2 separate regions of the Homo sapiens genome follow, and region 2 is linked to region 1. The links are chromatin contacts, found by Hi-C or POLR2A ChIA-PET in ENCODE. All regions are on one chromosome and are shown on one strand. Each heading gives the region's core, a stretch centred on a gene start or an enhancer-like site at or near the end of the contact. The rest is flanking DNA. Distances are from core to core; before and after follow the strand shown. Region 1 holds the start of WIPF2 (WAS/WASL interacting protein family member 2). Region 2 overlaps STAT5B (signal transducer and activator of transcription 5B).

Region 1 (4,859 bases), core at 1,597-4,096:
CCCAGGAGACAGAGGTTGCAGTGAGCCAAGATTGTGCCATTGCACTCCAGCCTGGGCAATACAGCAAGACTCTGTCTCAAAATAAATAAATAAACAAATAAAAAAACCAACACTACATTCTACTAGTCTTCATCAATTGACTTCATTCATCTCCACCTTCCCCAACTCTTAACTTCCCTATCTTCATCTTGATGGCAACCAATGTAACACAATATGAAATTTTTACTTTTAAAAGTTGACATTAATAAGAGTTAAAAAACTAAACATGCGGCCAGGTGTGGTAGCTCATGCCTGTAATCTCAACACTTTGGGAGGCCGAGGTGGGTGGATCACCTGAAGTCAGGAGTTCGAGACCAGCCTGACCAACATGGTGAAACCCCATCTCTACTAAAATACAAAAAATTAGCTGGGCGTGGTGGTGCATGCCTATAGTACCAGTTACTTGGGGGACTGAGGCAGGAGAAGCGCTTGAATCCGGCAGGCAGAGGTTGCAGTGAGCCGAGATCACGCCACTGCACTCCAGCCTGGGTGAAAGAGCGAGACTCCGTCTTAAACAAACAAACAAAAAAAGAGACAGAGAGAGAGATGGGGTATTGCTACGTTGCCCAGAATGGTCTCGAACTCTTAGACTCAAGCAATCCTCCTGCCTCAGCCTCCCAAGTAGCTGGGATTACAGGCAGGTGCACCATTGTATGTCTTTTAAATATCAATATCTCAATCTCATTTTCAGAGATCACTTCTATGCAACCACTTTAAAGATCCCATGTGTTAAGACAAACTTTTAGAGGCAGGGACAGAGAAAACCTATATTTCAAAGGGGAAAAAAATGAGAGCTTAATAATTTGCCTTGAAGTTATTTACTAAATCCATAGGTAGGCTAAAACTGTCCTTATTCCCTGTGGTTCTCTTCTGATTTGTAAAAGGAGAACAGAATAGCCAAAAACATTCAGTAAGACAGTCAAAAACCAAAACCGTAAGGCAAAAATAACAGCATGAAAAAGGACGGGGACCCTGGGAGAGCCCAAAGCAATAACAGATTATTCAAGTCCTTTAAAAAATATGAATTCTGGACAGGCGCAGGGGCTCACGCCTCTAATCCCAGAACTCTGGGAGGCAGAGGCGGGCGGATCACGAGGTCAGGAGATCCAGACCATCCATCCTGGCTAACACAGTGAAACCCCGTCTCTACTAAAAATTCAAAAAAAAATTAGCCAGGTGTGGTGGTGGGCACCTATAGTCCCAGCTACTCGGGAGGCTGAGGCAGAAGAATGGGCGTGAACCCGGGAGGCGGAGCTTGCAGTGAGCCGAGATCGCACCGCTACACTCCAGCCTAGGCCACTGAGCGAGACTCCATCTCAAAAAAAAAAAAAAAACGAATTCTGGGCCAGGCACAGTGGCTCATCCCTGTAATCCCAGCACTTGCGGAGGCCGAGACAGGAGGATCACTTGAGCCCAGGAATTCCAGACTAGCCTGGACAACAGGGCAAGACTCTGTCTCCAACAACAACAACAAAAAAATATATATATATACATATATATATATATATATATATATATATATATATATATATATATACACACACACACGTTAGGCGGGAGTAGTGGTCACACCTGTGGTCCCAGCTATTGGCGGGGCTTAGGTGGAAGGACCACTTCAGCCCGGGAGGTCGAGGCTTTAAGGAGCCATGATCATGCCACTGCACTCCAGCCCGGGCGACAGAGTGAGACCACGTCTCTTAAAAGAAAAAAAAAGAAAAAAGAATTCCATCACATATCAGTTCCTTGCCTCAATGCTATTTTTAAGAACTTTCCTTCCTGATAAAAAACTCGACCATACACACTGCCATGCTGAACACTTTAACATTTCCATCTTGGCCGGGTGCAGTGGCTCACACCTGTAATCCCAGCACTCTGGGAGTCCAAGGTGGGAAGATCGCTTGAGCCCAGGAGTTCAAGACTAGTCTGAGCAACATAGCCAGACCCCACCTTTAAAACAAAAAAAAAAAAATTCCATCTTCCCTCACTTCACACCACTTCAACATGAACCCTCAACTCCAGACGTTCCAATGCGCATCTTAACATTCTCAATCCAACCTTTAACTAAATTCTGATTCCTTTTCAAAGAACGCTCTCAAGATTCCCTCTAGTGTAAGCAGTTTCCCGAGCCATCTTCCCAAACACTAGCTTTCACCTAACTCAATCCCCAAAATGTCACACTGGACTCCTCACCCACAGCATCCTGCTAATTAGCCGTTCCCAACAGGTCCTCCGTTCCCGTCTCCCTTTTTGCGCACGATTACCTCGTTCCTCACAGAGTTGCCGCCTTAACTCACCCAACCCTTCAGGAGCCCTTATTGCCTGTCTCTCAAAAACGTTCCTCCCCATTTTTCCAGTCCCCGCTCGCCCCATACCAATATTCGACCACTCCTCCCCAGATTCCCCACGCCCTCTCTCCTCCAGGTTCTTCCGATACAGTCCCCCGGCCCCCCGCCCCTCAGGCCCCACCCGCAAGACCCCTCTCCCCCTCCGGCCCCTCCTCTAATGCCCCCCTCTCTTCTCAAGCCCCGCCCCGAGCCCCCCTCCCCGCGACTTTCCCTCCCACTCAGGTCCGCAGGTCATTTCAGCGACTGACCCAGCCGCCCCGGCCTCTTTCCGACCTGGCCGCAGCTGCTCTGGGAGCGAATCCTCTGCCGCCTACACTCCGGCTTCGTCCTGTCCTGCTCGCCCCCCGGCAAGCTCTTTCTCGCCGTCGCCGCCGCCGCCGCCGCCGCCGCCGCCGCCACCGCCCCTTTTGCCAACCCGGAAATGGATCTGCTCCCACCGTCCCCAGCGTCCGCGAACAAAATGGAGGCGGGGGAAAAAGGAGGAGAGAGCAGGGAGCGGAGAGATGCGAGACGCATGCGCCCCTGGGAAGCCCGCCCCCTGCCGGCCCACGTAAAGGCGGAAGCGGTTGAGTGGACGCCATCTTAGGAAGGTCACAGGAATTCCGCTTACCAGCTAAAAGCTGGGTTTGCAACTTTAGCTGCAATTGGAATCACCTGGCAAGATTTAAATACTATGATGCCTGGTTCCCACCCCTGGAAATTATAATTTAATTCTGGGGTGCAGCCTAGGCATCAGGAAATTGTTGCAGGTGATTCTAACGTGTTGCCAAGGTGGAGAACCACTGAGCTAAACAGTCATTGTTGAATATACTCCTTTCGTCTTTAATCCGCCGCACACACACACACCCTCCCCCCTAAATATCCTTCCTTAATCTCGAGTTAACGAAGAACCCGCCTCGGCCAACCTTGCAAAGGCCAAGTAGTCAAGCTCCGGTTGTCATGGCAACAGAGGCAGGCCACTGCTCACAAGTCATCATTTACGTCATCTTACCCACCTGACTCGAACACCGTCTCTTCTTTCTCGGGCTGGGGTTTCCTCCAGCTTCCAGGGCTATAGGATGGTGCTGTGGACCCCTCCAGCTGCTTGGGCCAGAGAGAGAAATCCTGTGCCCTCTTTGATGGAGCTGCTGTTAAACCCTGACAGCTGACTAAGTATCTCTCCCTAGTCCACCCAGAAAAGCGCTTTCCATTATAGCTTCAAAATACTCTTGGTTTAATTCCATTCCCAGCACAGAATCCGAAGTAAGGGGGCAAGATTGGGACTTAGTCCCCATTACTTACAAGCTGTGTGCCATTGGGCCTTAGCTACCCTATCTGTAAAATGGGTCTAATAGTGCCTGTCCCGTCTGTCTCATAGAGTTGTTGCAAAGCTGAAATCAGTTAATGAATGGGAAAACGTGATAGAGCATAAGTTGTTATTATTTTTGTTTTCCTTCTATTCTGCCATGAGTAGTACTAGGCACCACCCACTAGTCAAGTAAATGTCACATTGAGTACCTGCTAAACACCAGGAGATGGCTACAGAGGTGACTAAGACAGAGCCTCTGCCCTCAGGGAACTCACTACGTTGGTGGGCAGACTGGCATAAACAGCTAGCTGAGATACAAGTCAGCGTGTGATTAGTGCTGTGGGACGTCAGACAAGGGAGCAATTAATTCCTGCTAAAGAATGGAAGGAGGTTTCCTAAATGGTTTGGAGCTGGGCCTTGAAGGATGAATGGAATTTTATTATTAATCAGAGAAGGCAGGGAACACAGCAGGCATAGGGATCAAGGACACGAGGTAAAGATTTTCAGCTGTCTACATCCTGCATGGCCATACGTGGGGCGATGGAGCCAGGGAGATGGTGGGTCCAAACACCTTACCAGAGCCTCCCAACTCTTCAACCTCATCCCCTGCCTGTCCCCTCCTCACTCACTCTACATTATGAGGACCTGATTTCTATCACTGCAATGTACCCCATTCAGCAGTTCCCACCTCAGGGACTGTGTACTGGCTATCCTCCGCCTCTTCCTCATTTTTCAAGCCTTACTGCAAATGCTTCGTCCTCAGAGGGCATTCACTGCCCACTGTAGCTAATGTAAAGCCCCATGCTCTATCACACACTCTGTGATAAGGGCAGCCGCTGGGATGAATATAGGGACATCTCACCCAGACTTGGGGAAATAGTGATATAGGCTTCATGAAAAAGGTAAATGGCCCAAGTGCAGTGGCTCATGCCTGTAATCCCAGCACTTTGGGAGGCTGACAGGGGGGATCGCTTGAGCCCAGAAGTTCAAGACCAGCCTGGGAAACATGGTGAAATCTTGTTACTACAAAAATTACCCGGATATAACCGGGCACGGTGGCTCACGCCCGTAATCCCAGCACTTTGGGAGGCCAAGGCGGGCAGATCACCTGAGGTGGGGAGTTCGAGACCAACCTGACCAACATGGTGAAACCCCGTCTCTACTACAAATACAAAATTAGCCAGGTG
Region 2 (4,859 bases), core at 760-3,259, 2.0 Mb before region 1:
AGTCACTGTTTTTGAAGGAGTGGGATTTTAAAAAATCTAACCTGGGCTAAATGTTAAGTTACATTCATACATGTCATTGTAGCCTATATAAAAAGAAACTTGAACACTTGATCTCTTAAAGTACTAAAAATTGGAATTCATCAGCTTTGTAATATAGCATTCATTCTACAGTATATTTAAATAGGTAAAATGTTCTGTTAGAAATAATGCTAATTCTGTTTTTTTGTTTAATGTTTCTAAAAATCTTTTGGTCATCTTTTAGGTTTAGGAAAAGTAGCAAATTAGAGATCTACAGAAATCTACAGCTCTTTAAAAATGAAACAGTTCACCCTGTGAATTTGTTTGCAGGATTGGTGATCTGTTTCTGATGCCAGGAAGGTGGGACTCCTATCTCATTTCTGATAGAAAGTGAGGGAAAGCTATGTATAGTGAGAACTGGATACTAGATTCTTATTCCGAAGGCATGGAAGGTTTAATATGTAAGGATACAATGTAAATAGTCCCTCTTTTTGTATTTTTCTTTGGTTATTGTTACGTAACTATAGTCGTTTGTCACTTAATGATACATGGTGACAAAGTTCTAAGAAATGCATTAGGCGATTTTGTCATTGTGGTACCATCATAGAGGGTACTTACACAAACGTAGATGGTGAGCCCTACTGCACACCTAGGCTGTATGATAAAGCCTATTGCTCCTAGACTACAAACCTGTGGAACATGTATACTGTATTGAGTACTGTAGACAATTGTAACACAAGGGTAAGTATTTGTGTATCTAAACATATCTAAATATAGAAAAGTTACAGTAAAAACATGGCATAAAGGATAAAAAATGGTACATCTATATAGGGTACTTAACAGGAATGGAGCTTGCAGGACTGGAAGTTGCTCTGGGCAACTCAGTGGGTGAATGGTGAGTGAATGTGAAGGCCTAGGACATTACTGTACATTACTGTAGATTTTAAAAATACTGTCTGGTTAGGCTACATTAAATGTATTTTGAAAATTGTTTCTTTCTTCAATAATAACCTTAGCCTACTGTAATACTTTTACTTTGTAAACTTTTTACTTTTTTTTTTTTTTTTTGAGATGGAGTCTTGCTCTTGTGGCCCAGGCTGGAGTGCAGTGGCGTGATCTCGGATCACTGCAACCTCTACCTCCCGGTTCAAGCAATTCTCCTTCCTCAGCCTCCCGAATAGCTGGGATTACAGGCGTGTGCCACCACGCCTGGCTAATTTTTGTATTTTTAGTAGAGACGGGGTTTCACCATGTTGGCCAGGCTGGTCTCAAACTTCTGACCTCAGGTGATCCACCCACTTTGACCTCCCAAAGTGCTCGGATTATAGGTGTGAGCCGCCGTGCCCGGCCAACTGTTTACTTTTTTACACTTTTAAACTCTTTTGTAGTAACACTTAGCTTAACACATAAACATGTACAGCTGTGCAACAATATTTTCTTTATGTTTTTATTCTTTTACTTTTTCTCTTTTTAAATAATTTTTAATTTTTCAAAACTTTAAAAACTTTTTAATTTTTCAAAACTTTAAAAACTTTTTCTTAAAAGTGAAGGCATAAACACACACATTAGTCTAGGCCTACACAGGGTCAGGGTCATCAGTATCACTGTCTTGCACCTCCACATCTTGTTCCACTGAAAGGTCTTCAGGGGCAGTAACACATATGGAGCTGTCATCTCTTGTGATAACAATGCCTCCTGAAGGACCTGCCTGAGGCTGTTTTACAGTTAACTTTTTTTTTTAAGTAGAAGGAGTACACTCTAAAATAACGATAAAAAGTATGGTAAATACATAAACCAGTAACATAGGCATTTATTATCATTATCAAGTATGTACTGCACGCAATTGTATGTGCTAGACTTTCACATGACTGGCAGTGCAGTGGGTTTGTTTACACCAGCATTGCCACAAACATGTGAGTCATGCATTGCATTACAACATTATGATGGCTACAGCGTCACTAGAGGATAGGAATTTTTCAGCTACGTTTTATTATCTTATGGGACCACAGTGATATATGTGGTCTGTCATTGACTGAAACGTCATTATGTGGTGCCTGACTACATATATGGAAACTCTGAGTGTAGTCATGTTTTACAAATGAGTTTATCTTGCAGTGAGTTTAAATATCAAGTAAAAATACTAATTTCATTGTAATGTATGAAGAGATTGGCCTTTCTCCTCATGTTGAAGGTATCAAAACAAAATAGAAAATATTTGGCTTCCTGAGTGGCATGGCTACAATTCACATGCTGAGTTGGTGATGAGGCAAGATCCCTTGACTTTGCAATACCAGAAAAATGCACATAGTTAAAAAAAAATAGAGACAGGGGTCTTGCTATGTCTCCAGGTGATCCCTCCCACCTCCACCTCCACACCTCCCACCTCAACCTTCCACAGTATTGGGATTACAGGAATGAGTCACTGCACCGGGCCAAAAAGCATATAATTTTAAGGGAATGATTTTTTTTTTTTTTTTTTTATTTTTTGAGACAGTGTCTTGCTCTGTTGCCCAGGATGAGTGAAGTGTGCCAGGAGTGGGTCCTTAAGTAAGAAAACGTATTACTTTAGACACACATTTAAAATTTTGTCCAAAAATGTGATATTCTCAAAATTTATGGTTTTGAATTTTATTTATTATTTTAATTTATTATTATTATTTTTTAAAGAGTGGGGTCTCACTATGTTGCCCGGGCTGGTCTCAAAGTCCTGAGCTCAAGTGATCCTCCCACCTCAGCCTCCAGAGTAGATGGGACTGCAGGTGTGAGCCCCTGAGCCTGGCTAGTTTTGAATTTTTATTACCCAAATGTGAAGAGGTCTAGTTTGCACAGAACTTAACATTACATTCCAGTTTTATTGGTAAATTTGAACAGGATATAAGTGGCTTTAATAACTAATAAAAGAAGATACATCTTATAGATACACATATGTCTTTTTATATGTATACATAAATATTTAAAACTTCTTTATGCCAAAAAATGCCAGAAACCAAAGCTAAGTGACAAAATAAGAAAAATATTTCTAATATATATGACAAAGCATTATGGGTAAATATTCGTAATATATAAGTAATCTATATAAGTAGTAAGAAAAAGATGATTCCCATAATAGAAAATGAACAAAAGAAGAACTACAAATAGCCGATAATCATATGAAACAGTGTTCACCCATACTGGAAATCAAGAAATGCAAATAAAAATGACAAGTTTTTTCAGTTAACAGATTTATGAAGACTAAAAATATTGAAAAATAAGAGCAGTGTTGCTTGGGAATGTGGGAAACTGGCACTTTCATACTCATTGGTTGAAATGTAAATGGGTGCTTTTTTTGGATGGCAGTTTGATACATGTATTGAGAGCTTAAAAGAGTGCATACTCAAGCTGGGCATGGGAGCTCAGGCCTGTAATCCCAGCACTTTGGGAAGCTAAGGCAGTCGGATCACGAGGTCAGGAGTTCAAGACCATCCCGGCCAACATGGTGAAACCCCGTCTCTACTAAAAATACAAAAATTAGCTGGGCATGGTGGCACGTGCCTGTAATCCCAGCTACTCGGGAGGCTGAGGCAGGGAGTCAGAGGTTGCTGTGAGCCGAGATCACACTACTGCACTCCAGCCTGGTGACAGAGCGAGACTTCGTCTCAAAAAAAAAAAAGAAGAGTACATACCCTTTGACTTAGCAGTTTCATTTAGATGAATTTCATTCTAGGACATCTGAAATATGTTTAAAGATTTGTACAAATAGGCATGGGCAAGGACTTCATGTCTAAAACACCAAAAGCGATGGCAACAAAAGACAAAATTGACAAATGGGATCTAATTAGACTAAAGAGCTTCTGCACAGCAAAAGAAACTACCATCAGAGTGAACAGGCAACCTACAAAATGGGAGAAAATTTTCGCAACCTACTCATCTGACAAAGGGCTAATATCCAGAATCTACAATGAACTCAAACAAATTTACAAGAAAAAAACAAACAACCCCATCAAAAAGTGGGCGAAGGACATGAACAGACACTTCTCAAAAGAAGACATTTATGCAGCCAAAAAACACATGAAAAAATGCTCACCATCACTGGCCATCAGAGAAATGCAAATCAAAACCACAATGAGATACCATCTCACACCAGTTAGAATGGCAATCATTAAAAAGTCAGGAAACAACAGGTGCTGGAGAGGATGTGGAGAAATAGGAACACTTTTACACTGTTGATGGGACTGTAAACTAGTTCAACCATTGTGGAAGTCAGTGTGGCGATTCCTCAGGGATCTAGAACTAGAAATACCATTTGACCCAGCCATCCCATTACTGGGTATATACCCAAAGGACTATAAATCATGCTGCTATAAAGACACATGCACACGTATGTTTATTGCGGCAGTATTCACAATAGCAAAGACTTGGAACCAACCCAGATGTCCAACAACGATAGACTGGATTAAGAAAATGTGGCACATACACACCATGGAATACTATGCAGCCATAAAAAATGATGAGTTCATGTCCTTTGTAGGGACATGGATGAAATTGGAAATCATCATTCTCAGTAAACTATCGCAAGAACAAAAAACCAAACACCACATATTCTCACTCATAGGTGGGAATTGAATAATGGGAACACATGGACACAGGAAGGGGAACATCACACTCTGGGGACTGTTGTGGGGTGGGGGGAGGGGGGAGGGATAGCATTGGGAGATATACCTAATGCCAGATGACGAGTTAGTGGGTGCAGCACACCAGCATGGCACATGTATACGTATGTAACTAACCTGCACAATGTGCACATGTACCCTAAAACTTAAAGTATAATAATAAATAAATTAAAAAAAAAAGATTTGTACAAA

What was found. A loop is a pair of places that touch in the nucleus more often than their neighbours do. ChIA-PET counts read pairs that join two places held with the same protein, here RNA polymerase II (POLR2A).
Region 2: a map of aorta shows a loop between it and region 1 (16-fold over the local background). The contact joins the enhancer-like site here to the promoter of WIPF2 in region 1. A Hi-C loop is called at or near these places in 1 of 168 maps with a recorded cell type or tissue (aorta). POLR2A ChIA-PET finds 5 or more read pairs at or near these places in 1 of 52 experiments (WTC11).

The regions. Positions count from the first base shown.
Region 1 is chr17:40,217,291-40,222,149 of GRCh38, reverse strand. WIPF2 (WAS/WASL interacting protein family member 2) reads right to left here and starts at 2,846. Exons shown (of 8, transcript NM_133264.5): 1 at 2,658-2,846. RefSeq lists enhancers at 2,227-3,005, 2,906-3,015, 3,456-3,505.
Region 2 is chr17:42,264,186-42,269,044 of GRCh38, reverse strand. All of the region lies in intron 1 of STAT5B (signal transducer and activator of transcription 5B), which reads left to right. Among named protein-coding and RNA genes, the nearest start is that of STAT5B, 9.8 kb to the left of the region's middle. Within about 2 kb of position 2,009, at least 7 of the 41 ENCODE cell types and tissues checked have a DNase peak (open chromatin) inside an H3K27ac peak, as active enhancers do.